Regions from separate parts of the Mus musculus genome. Here region 1 is linked to region 2. The links are chromatin loops, found by intact Hi-C in ENCODE. Cell type or tissue: left cerebral cortex. All regions are shown on one strand. Each heading gives the region's core, and the rest is flanking DNA. Links, peaks and the distances in the headings are about the cores only.

Region 1 (5,379 bases), core at 220-5,219, 65 kb before region 2:
TAATCCCAGCACTCAGAAGGCAGTGGCAGGCGATTTCTGAGTTTGAGGCCAGCCTGGTCTACAGAGTGAGTTCTAAGATAGCCGGGGCCACACAGAGAAACGCTGTCTCAAAAAAAAGAAGAAGAAGAAGAAGAAGAAGAAGAAGAAGAAGAAGAAGAAGAAGAAGAAGAAGAAGAAGAAGAAGAAGAAGAAGAAGAAGAAGAAAGAAAGAAAGAAAGGAAGGAAGGAAGGAAGGAAGGGAGAGAGAGAGAGAAAGAGAGAGAGAAAGAAAGAAAGAAGGAAGGAAGGAAGGAAGGAAGGAAGGAAGGAAGGAAGGAAGGAAAGAAAGAAAGAAAGAAAGAAAGAAAGAAAGAAAGAAAGAAAGAAAGAAGATAGAAGTAAAAGTATTTAAGAGGAATAAAGACTAAGGGAAGGGAAGAGGTAGGGGGAAGATAGGAGAATATGAGGTTATGCCCAAAGGGCATTCTGTGCCTGCATGAAAATAACCTTATGTAACAAAATGCATTTTAAAAAAAAGACGACCCAATTTTTAATCCTACCATCTACCATCTTTATACCTTACCCAAAGTGACAATTTATTATTGAAAAGGCTCTGATTTTGTCTATAGGCATATTCATTGCAACGTGATTTTGCAGCATTTCTAGTCCTGAGGTGGCTTTATTTTCCTGCCCTTTGAATCCAACCTATGACTTGTTATTACCAAGAGAATATGCTAGAAAAGAAAGTTTACCAATTTCATGTCTGGCCTCTATTGACCTTGAACACCCTTCCTCTTTCTCTTCAACCCTTAGCAACTGCATGTGACAATGCCCAGACAAATTTGCTACAGAATAACAGACACATGGTCTAGTCACACTGGAATAAAAATAGAGAGCATCTTAGGAATGAGAGACGTTAAATTCTTATGGATGTGATGCAGAGAGGGATGAACCAACAGTATGAGGGAGGGGAGACATGAAGGTATTTGGAGAAAGAATGACAAGGGCCTAAGGAAGCTAAGGAGAGACTTCTCTTTGTGATCCACCAAAATGTCATGCAAGGAATTGTGAGACAATGGAAAAGGAGTAAATGTTTTTATCAAATGATAATTGATATAAAAAGATTAGTAAGGTATATATACAGTCGTAGAGAAAACTAGAATTGTCAGCTCTTAGAGAGAACAAACAAGAGTTGGAGTTTTCTTACAATAGTTAATGGGGTCACTTTTCACTACATTTATGCCCCTATGGGGATCCTATATCTGGATAGGTCCCCATCTTGTTAACTGGTAAACTTGACAGGACCAGTTCTCCTTGATACTGGCCATATAGAGCAATGTGCCACAGGTCACAAGAAGTTTGGCTTTGAATGTTTGTATAAAACATTGCAAGTCATTGGGTCAGGCTCAAAGTTACAAAAGATATACGTTTTATAGTGTGGGGATTTTTGCTTTTATTTTTTGAGTTTTGTCTCCATAATGCCCTCACTCTGTAAAAACTTCTGGCTACTAAGTTTCCCTCCCCGTGCAGTCAAAAATCAGTGAAATGCCAATGTGTGTTTGTGTTATACAGCACTGTCCTAATGAGAGCAGCTATCCCACCTGTAGAACAGCATCACGGCTGGGTTTCCCTGAATCAGAGAAGGAAGAGGCTTGCACCATCATGGGACCCTCACCTGAGCAGCCAGCATTCCTTCCAGACAATTATATGCAATTCTGACCCAACTGGGTGTGGCTTTGGGTCTTAGCAAGGGGCCAGAGTAGATAGAGCAGGAAGGGCAAGGGGAAGGGGATTCTATCTGTGTGGACACTGAGAAGCCACCATCCATGCTGTGACGACTTTCCAGAGAGGCTGGTTTGGGGTCACTAATTTTCTGATCAATAACCCCTCATCTGTGCTCCATAATCAATCCTAATATACTCATGGGTTCATCAGGGCAAATGTGGGTGGAATTGAACCTTGTTTTGTCATCAGGACTTGGAAGGGGTATTTAGACATTGTCTAGTATCCTCCCTTCCTGGGGAGAAAATTCTGCCAATAATTTACTGTGGACTTGAGAGGTTTCCAATTCAGGACTAAGGAGACAAAAGAGGATTTTGGTGGACAGAGGACACAGCACTTGGGCAGGAAAGGCTTAGAGCCCAGAGGGCAGCCCTGTGTGCTGCAAACAGCCCAGCCCGAGCCTTCTGTGAAGTCACAGTGGGAGGACGTGATGAGAAAGCAGCTTCTATTTTTGATATGTGGTCTAGAAAAAGTACCTGGGAAGCCAGCAAGAAGCAAACCAGAGAGGATGACTGATAGAGCCAACACAGATTTTCACTTTATGAGAGATGTGGGGAGGGGACAGAGGCCCAGAAATGTGAAGCGGGGTGGGAGACAGTGTAAGTAAAAATTAGAAGTAAGCCCTCTTGGATTTTTAGCTTTGAGTATTTTTTTTCTTCATTTAAATCTAACATACATAGCAAATTATGCAAATCTTAAATATCCAGCTTAGTAAACTGGAGAGTAAGCCTAGACCAACGTGAAGGAGCTTCTGGCAACCCACAGATTTCACACGCACATTCCTCTTCAACAGAGGTTAGCTTCTCAGGCTACCAGTCTTTTGACTTCTGGTTAGTTTTAATCTGGTTAATTCTGACTCTGGTTAATTTACAAGGACTCAAACAGTAAATACTCCTGTGCTTATCTTTTTATCTTTGTCATTTTTGTCTCTAAGACTCATACAGAGGGGACCGCATGTTACAATAATTTGTTCCATGGTATGAATCCAACGCAATTTAGTCTCTTCTTCTTCTTATGCTGCTGCTGCTGCTAAAGCTGTTGCTGCTGCTATTAGGCCTCTGAGCTGTTTCCAGATTTAATTTAGGGAGAACACTCCTACAAACATTCCCCTTGTATTTTGTCATATATTATCTTTCTCCGTGGCCTTTATCCAACCTTCTCCTCTATGTCATTTGGCCTAGGAAGTAACCAAATGCAGTTAGTGTTCGTCACAACTGGGGTCAGGGCCCACTGAAATAGGAAGAGAAAGAAGGTCAAGGAATGAAGGAATGGGCAGTCCCATGATTCTCTCCTAACCTTACCTCTTCCCAAGAGCAACAGCAATGACCTGCTTTTGAATTAGGAATGTAGACACCTCCTCCTAATATGCAAATATGCTTTTCTTTCAAGGACAAATTCATAAAACAACTGAAATGCTACACTTGCCTGGTACTTCATAGGATCCGATTATTCTGTTCTGTATTAGCCTCCTCTCTACGCAGTTATCCTTTAACCTGGAAGTTTGTTAGAGATGCAGAATGCTAGGCCTCATCTCAGCACCTGCATTTTAACAAGATTCTCCCCCAGGTAATTGCTGGGGACATGAGAGCTGATGAAGTGCCACATTCTCCTACTTGCCACTTACCAAACTCTCCAAAACAGAAAGGGGAAGAAAAGTCATCTTGTTACACAAGGTTTCATCCAGATGCAGGAAGGTGACCTTGACATGCCAAGGGCATCTTGCTGACTCTGTCCCAGGGGAGTCCTCTCTAGAAGGAAGTTCAGGTGTTTTTAGAGGACAAACGGTTCCTTTAATTCTCACTGGTAACTACTGGAATGACTATACTTCATCAGGCCTTTCTTCCTGATCTTCCTATAGTGCAGTATCCTAAGAGATGCACGGATGGCACAAGGAGCCACCAAGGACATAAATACTTCCGAAAGGTAAATACTCTAAAGGGATTGGGAATCTACACAAATGGAACCAGGAGCCCTACATCGCGTGAAAGATCAGAGGAGCTATGGAAAGAGGGCAAGTAAAAGCAAAGAGACATTGCCCATCACAGTTTGCTGTCTGTTCCTTCCTTGACTGCAGCCGAGAGGTCTGTGCTGTGACTCAGTCTGCAAGCAGCTGTTGGCAGCCAGCCCAGAGCTGGCCCAGGTCCTCACTGCAGAGAAAAGAAGGCTTCCTGGCACACCTTTACTGGGGCCTGTGGGGCATCAATGGCCACCTGCACCTGGAGGGCACAGGCTCTGCAGTAAAAAGCAGTCAGGCTGCAGAGCTGGCTGGAAAACCAGTGCAGTAACTCGAGACAGGTACAACTCATTTTGTCCCTGCACGGTCTGAGGACACCGTGGCTTCATTGTTGCTCTCTGCTCCTTTCAGACTCAGCTCCAGGTTTTAGACTGTCCTACTTGTCCTGGAGATCCAAATGTTTCCCCTTGATTTTGAGCCCACATGCAGTCTCCTAGCCTAGATGTCTATTAATCAGTGGAACTCAGGTCTCAGGTTAGTAAACCCTACCAACTGTACAGCTTCTCTTTAAAGTCTAGCTGAATGGGGTTAGAAATAACACCTGGAGGTGGAACAGCCTGACGATAAAGCATCATAGGAAGCTTCTAAGAAAGCATCCAGCCATATACCTCATCCACCCCAGGATCAGACATCAAAGGGACAGCTAGCTGGGGCCTTCCAGAACCAATTTCTGGCTGATTTCTAATTCAGAAGGATGGATCTGGTGGTAAAAAGGGAGCAATATCAAGGCCACTGAGAGAGCTTATGAAATGTTCATGAAGTTGCAGAACTGTAAAACCAATATGTGCCATGAGTTGTCCCAGCTGAATGTGAGTCACCAACTCTCCAAGTCAAAAAAGTGGACTAAAGTTGCTGGCCAACCCTGAGCCTCCTTGTTCCTCCCAGATGTTCAGTCTGCTTCCATATACTTCACCCTATACTTCATCAGTGTCTTCTCCTTCAACGTTGGGAAATGGTCCGTGTCTATGAACATGTCTGTGCCTGTGTCCTGTGAATTCATTTGGGACCAAGTTGTGTGATAAGAGCACTGAGTGTAGTCTCCAAAGAGATGGATGTGTATAGGAGGGAGTGTCACATTTCTAAACCATGGTCAGAAAGTTGCTCTTTGTGTGTGCATGTGTATCTGTAGGTGTTCAGGCATGGGGAAAGAAAGTGGAGGCCGATGGGGAGCATGTCAAAACCACTGTTTGGGTGTAACTCATGTCTCAAGCATCTCAGAACGTCCTTCCCATTTAACTGTGCAGGAGGGAATGGTGACTGGCCTTTCCTACCCCTTTTAAACAAGACCCCAAGTAGAGCTTATGAACAGGTTCACCTGAAGGTCTGTTTTAACAATAGGGAGGAAAAAACTTCAGAGAAAAAAATCTCCCATCTCCAAAGAGTTAAACAAACTAAAACAAAAATCGGTATGTTGGATGTTACATGGTAAGAGTATCAAAGTTCTGACTTTGTATACCATTTTCTCCTGGATTCACATCTGTACATTTTCCATCCATATCACTGAATCAGAACCTAGATTGATTGATTGATTGACTGATTGATTGATTGATTGATTGATTTAAGTCTTCTCTCACTAGCCACCTACACCCAGGCAGGCCTCTCCA
Region 2 (5,379 bases), core at 235-5,234:
GCAAGAAAGAGCCATCAGAATCATCAGCTCGCAACAGCTATTGACACATGCACTATGTCTGCAAACGAAATGAGCCTGTGAACTGTCAGGTATGGATGGAGGAGGGATCCGGAGCCCTGTCACTCACTTCTGCACTGTTTGCTACCCTCAGGCTCAGGGAATGGAGAGAGCATCCATCTCCTTCAGTTGTGTACTCACCGATGACCTTATCAGGCTCCACTGAACACTTCCAATTCAGTGATTACACAGATAGTCCCCAGGGAAACTAAATGGGCCCCAAAACAAAACCCATAGTTGTGAGCCAAGAAAGAGAGTGGTAGGAATATGGAAGAAGAGGGAATTACAAAGATGATGAGAAGGTGGAAGAGAGAATAATCAGAATACAATATATGAATGCATGAAATTGTCAAACAACACAAATAACAAAAACATACTTTTATGAAATTGTAATTGTCAAGCCAACTAACAATCTTTGGAGGTTTTTTTTTTCTCTTGTTTTCTGAATTTATATTTATCCATGTATTTATTCATTTACATTTTGGCATTTTGGAACAAGGTCTTACTATAAAGCCCAGGCTAGCTTCAAACTTACTGTATAGCCCAGGCTGGCCTTGAACTCACAATGAAGCCCTTGCCTTAGCCTCCCACTTGGCTATGAATCTTGAACTTTGTATTCCAAGAATAACCATTGCAAATTAGAATGCTTGGGGGCATGGTATACCAAAGAGCTTTCAGAGACTGCATTAGCATACCATACATACCCATTAATCACAGCAGTGAGTTCCTTGGCATCAGGAACTACACATACTGGATCTTTGTAGAGGGGACTCAGACACAGCTAAATCATTTCGGGGCAAAATTGTCTTCACCTTGCTTCTCTGTATGGGCCAAGTCATTGTAAACCCAGAATAACATAAATCTGCTGGCCGGGGACTGTCAATCATCACCACGGGAGTTTTTGTTTGTTCTGCTTTATTTTAATGAAACAATAGAAACAATACGATATTCAAAGTATATTAGGGACTATCTTGCTACACAGGAAAAGCTTTTACATTTCCAGGGTATCTTAGATTAGATCTTAGTGATTCCCAAGCATAGAGAACCTCTTATCATCATTTTGTGAAGGAGCATACAGATATGAATAATGCTGTCACCTCTTTCAGAGGGGCTGTTGGTATTTTCTGTGGCTCCATGAGTCAGTGCGACTCTGTCTTCCTCTCTGTAATTTCTGAAGTTGTCAGTGTGAGGAATCTTCAGCTAAAGATTCAGAACACCAAGCTCTTCTCTCCGGTGCTTGCCACATCACTTTTGCCTGCAGAATGAGGCTCCCTCAATGACGTACTTAAAAAAAAAAGGGGGGGGGGGGAAATCCCCTGCCCCCATTCTTTCACAAACTTTCTGCCTGAATGATTTCTAGTTGGAGGGCCCTATACATATTTTCTTTCTCCTTCTTGTAGGGTAGTTTGTCTGTCTCTGCCAACTCTGCATGCTGCCTTTTTTTTCCCAAGTCATATCATAACTGAAAAATATTACATTCTTAAGCCTATTCCTGCGAGCTTTATTATAATGAAAATATGAGCTGGAATGGCAGCCTAGTGAGGGCCAAGCATATTTTTTTCTGTCGTACAAAAATTTAAATGTTGAATAACTCAGTAAGCAAATTGCAGCAGCAATATTTCAGGAATCCGGTTTTAATCAAAACCCAAACACCATCATCATCGCAAACATTAAGATTTCAAAATATCCTTTGGATCTTGGTATCTGTTAGAAAAAGGAAATTCTGCTCCTCTCCTATGTACATCCACCCAACCCCCTCCTCCCTCAGCTCCCCGTCTGTCTTCGCCTACAATTAAAAGCTTTATTACCTAAGCTTGCCTTTAAAACCAGCAAGCGTGGTGTGTGTGTGTGTGTGTGTGTGTGTGTGTGTGTGTGTGTGTGTTATCGAGACCGGGGCGGGGGGCGTTTACGCGTTGCTTTTCAGATCCAGTTTTAAGTGTGTGTGTGTGTGTGTGTGTGTGTGTGTGTGTGTGTGTGTGTGCGCGTGTGTGTTTCTAAGAGAAAAGGATTTTCCATCGCCCAAGAGGCCATCAAGTTTTAAGATTGCGAGGCACGACTTCTAATCGCATCCTCCGCGGAAAAGTACAAACAGTTCCTGAGACGAGGTCCCCCACCTCCCACGCGCTCCCCAGCTCTCCCTCCCTGCCTAGAACCCGGACAACCTCCCCAACACCTGTGAATCATCTAGAGGCTGCACCACCGAACTATTTGCATATCGCCGCCTGCCCTACCCAGCTCCTGACTGCTCCTGACGCACGACAAGCAAAGACAGGATTATATTGTGTGGTTATTACTTCTAATCTTTCATCTGAACCAGCAGAAGTAGACATTCTTGCTCATACCAGACCCAGAGGTTCAGAGGGTCGGCCACTGAAAGTGCTTGTGCAATGAGTGACCCTCCAGATTTCAGTACTGTCCTAGCCACCTTCCCCCCACCCCCACCCCCGGATGTCTGGACACGTTCTAAGAAACCCGAATACCGCTCTAGGCCCAGACTGCAAATTCAACCCGCCACAGAGTCATCTATAAGCCCCGGGCAAACAACTCGCAACTCAAAGCCCTAGCCCTGCAAACCCAAGCTAATAGGGCTAACTAGCTTCCCTCTCCCTTTCCCCAACTCAGGTGTTATCTCGGTGATAATTGCTCTGACGTACTTTAAAAGAAAGTGTGAGCCTTTCCCAAACTGGCCATGATTAAATGAGAACTCTAAACCTGCAATGCTGCTTTAATACAATAATTTTCATAAAAATAGCAATGTGAGTAACCTGGTCACGAAAGGAGCTGGTGAGAGCGAGAGCTGAGGGGAATGCCTCTTCGGACCCTCTTCTCTGGAGAAAATAAATCACAACAGAAATCTATGCCAATCCCTCACATCATTACCCTTCTATTCCTTTACCTTCCTCTCGTGTCTGTGACTCAACCAAAGACAAATCATCAGGGGAACGTTTTACATATAAATATGTATATGTTTACATTATTATAATTGTATATACATTCCAAACACACGTATTTACATACATATATTCACATATGCATGCACACGTAAGCAAACGCATAGGCCATCAGGAAAACAGTCGCAAGAAATATGTATTTCCCAAGACGGTGCTAAAATGGAGTCAAAAGAATCGCTCCATTTGGGTGTTTATAAAAGATTGAAATAAAAAGGGTTGCTGCAAAGCGCTCAGGGAGCTGAGTCAAGCGCTCCGCACCTCCCGGCTCCTCCCCTACCGCCCCCAGCCACCTTCCTCCCTCCGCCCTCCCCCATCACACTTCCTCCCCGCCCCTCGAGGAGCCGGCTATTAAAAGCTGCTGACGTCAAAGGAACGGCCATCTTTGATGAGGGCAGAGCTCACGTTGCATTGAAGAAGAAACCTCGGGGAGGTCTGGAGCTGTCTTTCCTTCCCTCCCTACCCGGCGGCTCCTCCACTCTTGCTACCTGCAGGGATCAGCGGACAGCATCCTCCGGAGAAGACAAGGTAAAGAGCCCCCTCCCCCGATCCAGGTCCTAGCCCTGTATGGCTGCATACACAGAAGGGACTGCAGCTGGCAGCCCAAGTGAGCCTGGGTAAATACAAGTATTGGTGCACTTAGGGTGCGGTATTCCCTGTGTGCATATCTACCTAGACTCTCGCCTGGGGCTGCATAAAAGTATTTTCGAGGTGAGCTGTTTGGAGAAGGAGTGAATGGGGACACTACAGATGGAGTGGTGGGAAGAAATAGCGAGGATGTGTACAGAATAATAACTTACTCTTTTGAAGCAGCCGTGGGACCCTCTTCCATCTTGCGATGCAGTTTTGAGATATGTTTAGGTTATTAGGATTGTGGGGTTTTTTTTCTACCTGTAGTCTAAAATTTAAAAGCAAAACACGATCTTGTAGTTCGTTCCAACCCTATGATTATGACTGTAGTGTTTAGGGCACTGCTACCCAAGGGAGATGAGAAGGCAGGGTGTGGGCGCTGGGGAGGCGAAAGGAGAAGGGGGGCAGTTCCCTCCCTGGGCAAGCTGAGCTGCGGCAGCGGCAGCGGCAGCAGCCTCCATGCCCCACAGACTTGATTTATGCCGCCTGCCCCAAGTCAGCTACAGGCGAGCATGTGCTGCAAAGTGGGAGAGCTCTGGAGGTTTGGTGCGGTGGGCTAGACTAGTGGGGGTGCGATGGCGGGAGCTCAGCACCCTGGACAGGAGTGCTCGGCGCCCGCGTCGGCGCCCTGACCTTTCAGCACCGCGGACAGCGATCCGGCTGCAGCGCCGCATTACCTGCTGCAGAGATGCCTGGCTGGGACTAGAGGCCAAATTTTCTCTCTGAGATCCAGGTCTTATAGAAAGTCTTAATAGAGCTCGCATAGTAGATTAAAAGAAAGACAGAAGAATAAATCCTGTCAGCAGGGATTTATTTACAGACAATTGCCTGCTCTCTTCCTCACTTCCCACGTAGCTTCAAGAAAAAGCAGACTACTTGTAGAAGCCTTCTGTATTTCTTCCTGTGCCTTGGTTTAGACAAAAACAAAACAACAAAACAAAACAAAACCATACTTTTAAAAACGGTCACTTATCCTCCATTACGACATATATACTGTAATTTTTTGTATTTAACACAGGGTAGATATATCCGTTGATATTAGGTGGGCTCCAGTGGGCTTATAAGATGATGCTAGTACTATCTATTTATAGGACAGTTCCTTCCCTGTGTTTTTTTTTAATATGGGTTATCTGAACTAGTTTCTGGAATAAATCCCTTTGTCACTTTTCCTTTATTCTTAAAACTAGGTAGAAACAAGCATACACAGCCAAAAGAAAAATTTCAATATCTTTGGCTGTGGTTTTGGAGTTAGTGCATTTCATATTAACATTGGATATGGCAGATTGATTGCTGTAGATGTTGACGTTAAGAATGGTCATCCTTGGGAGAAGTTAAACATGTCCTTCAGGGTTATGAATCGGCTGAAGCAGGAATCTGACCCCCAAGATTCACTGCAATTTCTATTATGGCACTGCAGGATTTTGCTGAGGTCATGATAACTATTTTCTTCTCTGAGGCTTAGAGACTCCGCATGAGCAAAAATTGTCATGATGATAAATATCTGTTTGATTTAGAGTCTCATAATTGTCATGAATGTATCAAGACTAAAATGATATGCTTTCCACAGTTGTTAAATGAGAATAACAGCTTCATATATAAGGATGTATATAATGCATTAAAGACATGCTAGCATGAACCCTTTTAAAGACCTCCTCCCAAAGGTCTTGAATTGTGTTCATTTAGTTATAACTCCAATCATCTGTCTCCCAAAGATACTAAAATTCTCTATTAAAAAGAGTTATTT

The links. Hi-C counts contacts between places; a loop is a spot of excess contacts. Peaks named below come from ENCODE experiments on the same cell type or tissue, not always from the same donor. Only the 100,000 strongest peaks of a DNase experiment are listed, where the experiment ranks them.
Region 1: it touches region 2 in a loop (7-fold over the local background); 3 of 42 quality-filtered maps call a loop at or near these places.

The regions. Positions count from the first base shown.
Region 1 is chr2:136,644,918-136,650,296 of GRCm38, forward strand. All of the region lies in intron 2 of Gm32659 (a long non-coding RNA gene), which reads right to left. Among named protein-coding and RNA genes, the nearest start is that of Snap25, 66 kb to the right of the region's middle. In left cerebral cortex, for the core only: no CTCF peak of the experiment used is centred there; DNase peaks (open chromatin) are centred at 2,272, 3,872 and 4,582; H3K27ac peaks cover 1,944 bases.
Region 2 is chr2:136,710,068-136,715,446 of GRCm38, forward strand. It overlaps Snap25 (synaptosomal-associated protein 25), which reads left to right and starts at 3,383. Exons shown (of 8, transcript NM_011428.3): 1 at 3,383-3,533. Gm32659 (a long non-coding RNA gene) reads right to left here and starts at 4,271. Exons shown (of 3, transcript XR_375013.3): 1 at 3,806-4,271. In left cerebral cortex, for the core only: no CTCF peak of the experiment used is centred there; DNase peaks (open chromatin) are centred at 1,272, 1,843, 2,216, 2,560 and 3 more places; H3K4me3 peaks cover 3,407 bases; H3K27ac peaks cover 4,106 bases.